Linked DNA regions of Mus musculus: region 1 is linked to region 2. Evidence: chromatin contacts called from ENCODE Hi-C data. All regions are on one chromosome and are shown on one strand. The core of a region is the stretch at or near the end of the contact, and the rest is flanking DNA. Distances in the headings are between cores, read along the strand shown.

What was found. Hi-C counts contacts between places; a loop is a spot of excess contacts on that map.
Region 1: a map of left cerebral cortex shows a loop between it and region 2 (5-fold over the local background). The contact joins the promoter of Depp1 here to the promoter of Cxcl12 in region 2. A Hi-C loop is called at or near these places in 8 of 37 maps with a recorded cell type or tissue (Patski, heart, left cerebral cortex and 1 more).

Annotation. Positions count from the first base shown.
Region 1 is chr6:116,648,846-116,652,633 of GRCm38, reverse strand. Depp1 (DEPP1 autophagy regulator) reads right to left here and starts at 1,950. Exons shown (of 2, transcript NM_145980.2): 1 at 1,789-1,950; 2 at 1-941. The coding sequence starts at 936. The coding sequence ends at 319. The region is part of intron 3 of Rassf4 (Ras association (RalGDS/AF-6) domain family member 4); the gene reads left to right.
Region 2 is chr6:117,166,374-117,169,884 of GRCm38, reverse strand. It overlaps Cxcl12 (chemokine (C-X-C motif) ligand 12), which reads right to left and starts at 1,350. Exons shown (of 3, transcript NM_021704.3): 1 at 1,169-1,350. The coding sequence starts at 1,229.

The DNA.
Region 1 (3,788 bases), core at 701-3,200, 520 kb after region 2:
CACCCAGAGTACAGCCCGCATCTCCTCATTAGAGCAATCTGGGAGGTGGTCACTCCACCTACACTCACTTTAGTCATGATAAAACCAAGACATAGAGGACACTGAGTCGCTTCAAAGTCACGGGCCAGCCAGACACAAAAGGTACCAGTCAAAGTCGCATTGTGGGAGCTAGACTGTCATCGCTCTTTAGAGGATGGGTCTCACTAGGAATTGCCCAGTCCCTGCAGACCTGCCAGGAAGTGTCCACCACAGGAGAGGAAAGCTAGAGAGAGCACAGGGGCCCACCATATCCTTTATGGGTTTTTCCTGGGGTAGGAGTTAGAGTTCATGGATCACTGGGAGGTGCAAATAGAGAGTACCTAGGATACTGCTGGGGCGAGAGCTGGAGACGGACGCTAAGGCCCGGCAGGACTTTCTAGAAGTCCAGCTTTTCAGGTCGGAGGTCTGGTGCCTGGGCCCTGGTTTTCTTCCCAGAGAGTGCTCAGGTACCCTGGCCTCACAGAGTCTCCCCGTGTCCTTGCCCATCTGTCTGGGCACATCCCAGGGATCTGAAGAACCAGTCCTGTTGGGTCGACCTCTCCCATCTGCCTGCTCTCCCTGTGACTTCCCAAAGAGCCAGTCCAGAGGGTTGTCAGTGCCGGGAGAGGGCAGTGTGGGCTGCAGGCTGCTGACGCAAAGAGAGCTGTCTCCTGGAGACTCGGCCTGGCGCCTCTTCTCTCGAGTCCAGGCTGGCCGGGAGGGTCTGTTGGGACGGCTCTGGGCTGTGACCTTGTCCAGCACTGAGGTGGGCTGTGCCAGCTGACAGATACACCTGACGTAGTCATCCAGGCTGGGGGACGCTGGGGGTTCCTGCCCAGCTGCCCCATGTGACAGCTCTTCTGACATTTCCCGAATCGTTGGCAAATGGGGCACGGGCAGCAGAAGCCGGGACCTCATAGCTGCTAATAAAGCAAAAGCAACCTGTTAGCCAAGAGGAAACCAGTGGCGAGCCCGCCATGCCACCCTGACACCCTCCTACTTCCTCTCCCTCATCGGAGATGCTACACGGGGCTCGGGTACCCAGAAAACAATAAGAAACCTGCAGATCTGAGACCAAGGCTCACCCCCCTGCCCCCACCCGCACTCATCCTTCCAGCTACCACCAAAGTACCCAGCTCACTAAGGCTTCATCATTAGTGTTGTTTAAGAATAGCCAGATAGTCGGGGCTCAGTGGTAAGGGTACTTATTCTTGCAGAGAGCCTGAGTTCAGTTCTTAGCACACACATAGTGGCTCTAGCCATCTATAAATCAAGTTCCAGGGGTCTGACTGGCATGTGTGTAGCACACATACATTAGTGTAGGCAAAATATCCATGCATATAAAATAAAATAAATTAATTAAAAATTTTAAAATGAAGAACGAACAGGTAAGAAAACGGGGGGGGGGGTATTAATGTGGGGTCAGAGAACACCTAGGTTTTAAACTCGTCTCTGCCACTTAATGACTTAGAGACTGGCAATGTCACCTCTCTAAACCTCTAATTACTTGTCTGAAAAATAGGGTTATAAACATCCCACTGGCAGGGATATATGGGGAAATTCACGGAGACATAGCTTTGACATCACAGCTCTCCTGTAAACACAAAGGCCTTGTATAAACACCTTATTATCATAGTGGTCGGTGGTACCCACCCCCCTGCTCTCTATCCAGTAGTCAGGCCGTGAAAGCTCGGGATGAGAGATGCTCTCAGAGATAAACTAGCCCCGTGTTTTAAAAGTGTCAAGCCAAAGGGTGGCTGCTCTTCTTACCTGTAAGTCAGCAGTCAGGGTGGCAGGAGTCTAGATGGGTAAAGACTGTCTCCTCTAAAGGAAGCCCCAGAGGCGGGCAGTCACAGCCGGGTCTCTAGCTCTTGGTCCCTGGGAAGAGGACAGTCAGGACGATGTGCTGTGGTTTCTTCCCCTGTGCGGTCTGGCAAACCCAACACACACTGCTGCTTTTACACGGTTCCTCCGGTCATCAATCATTGTCAGGAAAAGCTCAAAATAACAGCACTTTGGAAGGTTCTCAGGGGAAAGCACAGAGGGTGGGGCTTGGCCCAGCTGCCAGCCTGGAATTTGTGTATGTGCCTGCAGGAGGTTGGGAAATATTTACACTGTAGGGTGAGGTGTGGGGCAGCCACCTCACCTGACTTAGACAGCTTTACTATGGGTAGAGAGCAAAGCCAGCCTGGGGGTTCCTGGGACCTGGGGACTGCTGGAACCTGGGACCTCCATAGGACCCCCATGGGCTTCCACCCCTGTCTGGTATAGCACAGTATTTTCTACTATGGATTACCCCAGGACCTGTGATCCTGTGACACGCCAGCCTTGTGCTAAGTTTTGCTGAGTTCCAGGCCTACACTTATGATCATGATAACACATGAGGCTTGCAGGGTGAGGGACATCACCTTACACAAGTGCCGGGGCAGCTTGACAGTCTGTCTGACTTCTCTCATAACATCTCAGATACTTTCAAGGAGAAATTTGCTTGCCCGTTGTTGGCCAGGCATGTGCCAGTGACTGCTAATGGCATAGCAAATACTGTGGACAAATCACCACGTATGATGCCTGTTTCCCAGTGAGAAGGATTATGGAGTCATCAGTGGGCAGGCGCAGTGACTCAGCACTCAGGATGGCTGCAAAATAGAGCGCCGAAGGGCTGTGGAGCAGCAGAAGAGGGGGTGGTCCAGGTCAGGTGGGCCAGATGATACCAAAGCAAGGGCAAGGCACTATAGGTTTGAGTAAGGAGCTGTAGTGTGGCTTCTGCCAGATGCCATGCTCGGGCAAATGACAGCAGCTGTGAGAAACCAGGGGACTCCAAGGGTGATACCAACACAGTGGCAGCTGAAGGCAAGATGGACAGCCCTGGGAAGGAACCGGCTTTGCGTTTCTCAGGCCTCAGCGCCTCTGCTCACCTACCCTCAGAAGCGGGAGGAAGAGGAGTTACAGAGGGAACAGTACGTTCAGGTCTGATACATGAGGGCTGGACAGACACTAGCCTCCTGCAGCATGGTGAGCTGCTGGTCTTGTGTCTATGCATTCCAAGTGTAGCATTAGAGTCATGGGTAAAGGCATGGGGACATTGGAGATACTGAACAATGCTTAAGTCAGGTGACAATTCCCAACTTACACCTGAATGATTCCACAGGACTCCAGCCTTTTGCCTGACTGTTTAGGCAAACACTGTGAGGCCGTATCAGGAAGCTGTGTGTGGTTTTGATAGCCTTAGACTCTTCTCTCTGTGGTCAGTGAGGTGTTTGAAACTAGGCATGACTGTTAGCCGACCATGAGATCCACACTGTGAGTGGGGGTGAGGCCATCCCCACGTGAAGGTTCTCATGACATCCCTGTTTTCACGGGGGCTTTCCAGGACAATGAAGAGAGAGGAGACTCCATGGGGCAGTGGGTGGGGCATGATTTCACTTAAGTGTAGTGTGGAATCCAAAATAACTCAAATGCATAGAGGCAGAAAGAAGGAAGATGGCTATCAAGAGTGGTAGGGAAGAAAGAGAAGTAGGGACCCCAGTTCTTCCAGATGAATGAATCTTAGAGATCCACGGGGCAGCACCAGGCCCACTGCAATCCCCTGTGCTGTACGTTTAAGTAGCCATTAAGTATGTGAGTCTTCAGACCTCACTTAGCACACCCTTCACCACCATGCCTTAGCATCACTCCATAGCAGAGACCTAATCGCAGGCTTTGCTTAGCTTCCTGTTCCATGGATTAGGAAGCTTGGCTGAACTCTTAATTAGACCCCACGTCATCACCAT
Region 2 (3,511 bases), core at 101-2,600:
CTCCAACCATTCCCGTACCCCGTTGTCACAGGGAAAGAACCCAAACGAACGAGTTGGTGTACTTGGGCAGCATTTAGAGCTCAGTCTCACCAAGAGCCCCGACTGTCCCTCAGTTCTCTCCAGGAAACACCACTGCGGAGGAAGGCAGGGGATCGACTAGTAGGATTTTGTTTTGTGTTCAGAGGCAATGGTTTGTTTTGTTTTGCAGCAACGGTGTCTTGTAACAGCGCTGAGAGTTTTCTCTTCAGTGTCAAAAAAAGAAAACAAAATGAAAGCCCTTTCCCAGTGAAAGAAGACACCACCCTGGGTCTGGGAGACTGAACTCCGCTGCAGCTCTCATTCCAGAGCTGAGGACTCCGGGGCTGGCTACAAAAGCGCCCGTTTGCAGGTGTGTTTGGGGGTTGGGGAGAGGTGTGCATATAGCTTGGGTAACTGCTGAGCCTTTGTCTAGTGACCCGGGTAAGAAGAAAAAGGGGCAGTGAAGAGACGCGTGCTCAGGTCCGCGTCGCTACGGACCAACGAACTGTGCAGAAGCGCGGCCCTGGCTGGCAGCGCGAGTTCAAGAGCTGCGCTGCGCTGCTGGTGGCCCTGAGCCCCTCGAGGGTGCTGTAAGAGAACACGCTACACCCGCAGGGGACGAAACTCAGCCTCACCACTGAACCTATAGCCAAGCCATGCACTTCGAGCTACTTGACCGGTCTTTGAGAGTTTGCTGACACACGCACCACCCGAGTGAACCTCTTGCACGGTCAACTCCGGGACCGCGCTGCCCTTCGCCTCTGGAAACATCTGGGCGCCGGTAGACACTAGCTGAGTGCAGCTGGCGCGCTCCGGGGCCCAAGCCCCGGACACAATCGCCCACGCTTCCATTCCGCGCCGAACCCACTCTTGCCCAACAATCCTGCGGGTCCTCCCCTGCAGCCCTCTCTAGGTCCTATGGCCGCACTTCGCAGAGCACAAAACCTCGGTGCGACCCGTGGGACACGGGAAAGGGCACCCGGTGGGAGTGCGCCCTGCAAAGTGGACTGCCCCAAGTTCGCTTGTAGTGAACGGCGCCGACCGAGTTCTTTCTCCGCGACTTCGGCGCGGGCAGAGGAACCGCGGACCCGAAGGAGCTCCGGCGCAGAGCTGCGAGCCTTTCCCGGGCCCGGCCGCGGATTGCACTCACCGTCACTGATGCAGAGCGCGGCCAGCACCAGGGCCAGCACGGCGACGACCTTGGCGTCCATGGCGTGGGCGGGAGGGCGCGCCGGAGGCTGCAGAGCTGGACAGCAAGAGGACACCGAGGTGGACCGAGAGTGAAAGTGCGGCAGCGGGAGGCGAGCGCTGGGCGCTTTAGAGGCGAAAACCAGGCGGGGCGGGGCGGGGCTCATCAAGGGGCGGGCCTGGAGTGTGGCTGGGGTCTCTGACGCGCATCCCCTGCGGAGCAGCCGCCCTTCCAGTTCCCTACCTACCCACCCCCTTCTTGGCGCCCTCAGTGTCCGCGGCTCCGCTGGGTGCTGAGACCTTTGATCTTCCCAGTCCCCAACTTGGGCGGGCTCTTTGGACCTGAATTGTAAAGAGGCTGGGTCGTAGAGCTTAATGCTCCCATCCTGCAGATAGAGAAACTAAGGGGCTGTCAAAGGCACAAGCCGTGAAATAAGAACCTGAGAGACGAAACAGTCTGTTTCGCCGCATCCAAAAGTTGCCAGAGTACCCTTTCTTTCGTGCCAGGAACTTAAGCTGACCCACCTCATGTCCAGGGTGTCTGTGCCGCAGTGGACTGCTAGGCTTAGGGCAACGTGGACCAATCTACAGTTAGAATAACTTGGATTCCCAGCCAAAGTCTCACTACAGTCATTCCCGGGAAGATGCATTCTAACGTAGGGCTGCGCTACCGAGCAAAGAGACCAAACAGGTCTCCCAGAGATACTCAGTATCGTGAATTTTCTTTGCCACCTCCCCTCTGTACCCCTATTCTCTCGACTGGGGGTGGGTGGATGGTACGAATAGTGGGTGGGTGATTACAACTCTCACCCTGCAGAATGGAAACGGAGGAGAAATGACTGGGTCTCACTCCCGCGAAACGTCCTGATTCTCTGTGCTTGGTTTTAATGTGTGTTCAGTTAATGGAAGCTGGAAACAACTTCTTAAACTTCAGTGTTTCCTGCCTTTCCAGAAGAAAGTCCAGTGTTCTAAAAAGGACCAAAGAGTTCCCTAAGGCCCCGCTCCCTAAAACCCTGCTTCAGAAAGTGGTCATTGGCGCTTTACAAATAGACCCATTGGTGTTCAGCCCTGCCAATAGATCGTTGTGTTCCACTCTGGTCAACCAAAACAACCCCAACCCGGGTGTGGGGAGACACGGGGGAGGGGGCAGACTGAATCTTGGAGGGCTAGAGGCTTTGGGCAGCGTCCTTTGGACCTTCCACTGCCACAGGCAGTGTTGGCCATGCTTCGACCACTTTTCCCACATAGCCAATTAGCGATTTGGATTCTGTTATCATGTTCACCCAAGGGAGTGCACAACAGAGACTTGCCTCTGTCTCAGGGCAATCTGGGAATCATATTTGTGAAGCAGTGGCCAGGACCTTTGGGCCTGGGGCTCCACCTAGGGACTAAAGAAGGGTGGAGAAGGTCAAGAGGAAAATGTTCCAGCCATGAGAGTATCTTAAACAATTCCGCTAAGCACTTTGCATCCATTCATTTGTCAGACACACTTTAGGGACTCAGCTTCAAATCTGGAACCGCGCCGACCTGGTCCCTGTGTTTAAAAAGTAGCATTTCAGAGAAGGCAGCCATCCATTTCTACCGGCTTTTGCGCTATCCTGAGCGTTCAGTATGCTAAACTCTGAACTTGCTGGCCCTGTTGTACTGCAGGATCGGCAGAGGCTAGGCTCCGGCGCCCTCTGGTGGTCTTATCTCCCATGCTCCAGTAATCCGAGATCAAGCGCTTGGGATACCTGATGCCTGTAAAACAGTAAAACAGTAAAAAAAAAAAAAAAAAAAAAAAAAAAAAAAAAAAGACCAGATGCTCCTAGGCAAAAGCTCTGAGCACAAAAACTTGTCTGATGCTCCCATTCAGTACATCTCTGAGGCAAGGCAAACCTCTCCTGTAAGTTTGTCCAAAGCAGGTAGGTGTCCAGATCTCTTGGTGTTTGCTATGAAATCGGGAGAGAGGGACCCACTCACAGCCAAGGAGTGAGGGTGGGGGGAGGGGTGTCCTGTGCAGGCTAAGAGCAAAGCAGAGGCCAACAAAGACTCTGGCAGACTGAGGCTCCAGAACAGAAGCCGATGCGGGCCACATCTGTCCCTACCCTCCAACAAGCATTCACTAAAATACGTTCAGTAGGTCCTCCTACGATGAGCTAGGCATGCACTAAGAGTTCGAAATATTTAAGAGAAAAAAATCCCGGGGTAGGGAAAGAAGGAGATGTTGAGCAACATAAAAGCCAGCCATCTAACATAAGTCACATAAAACATAAAACGCCAGTGAGTGGAGCCACCGCAGTAAGCGCTTAGGATTCAAATAGGG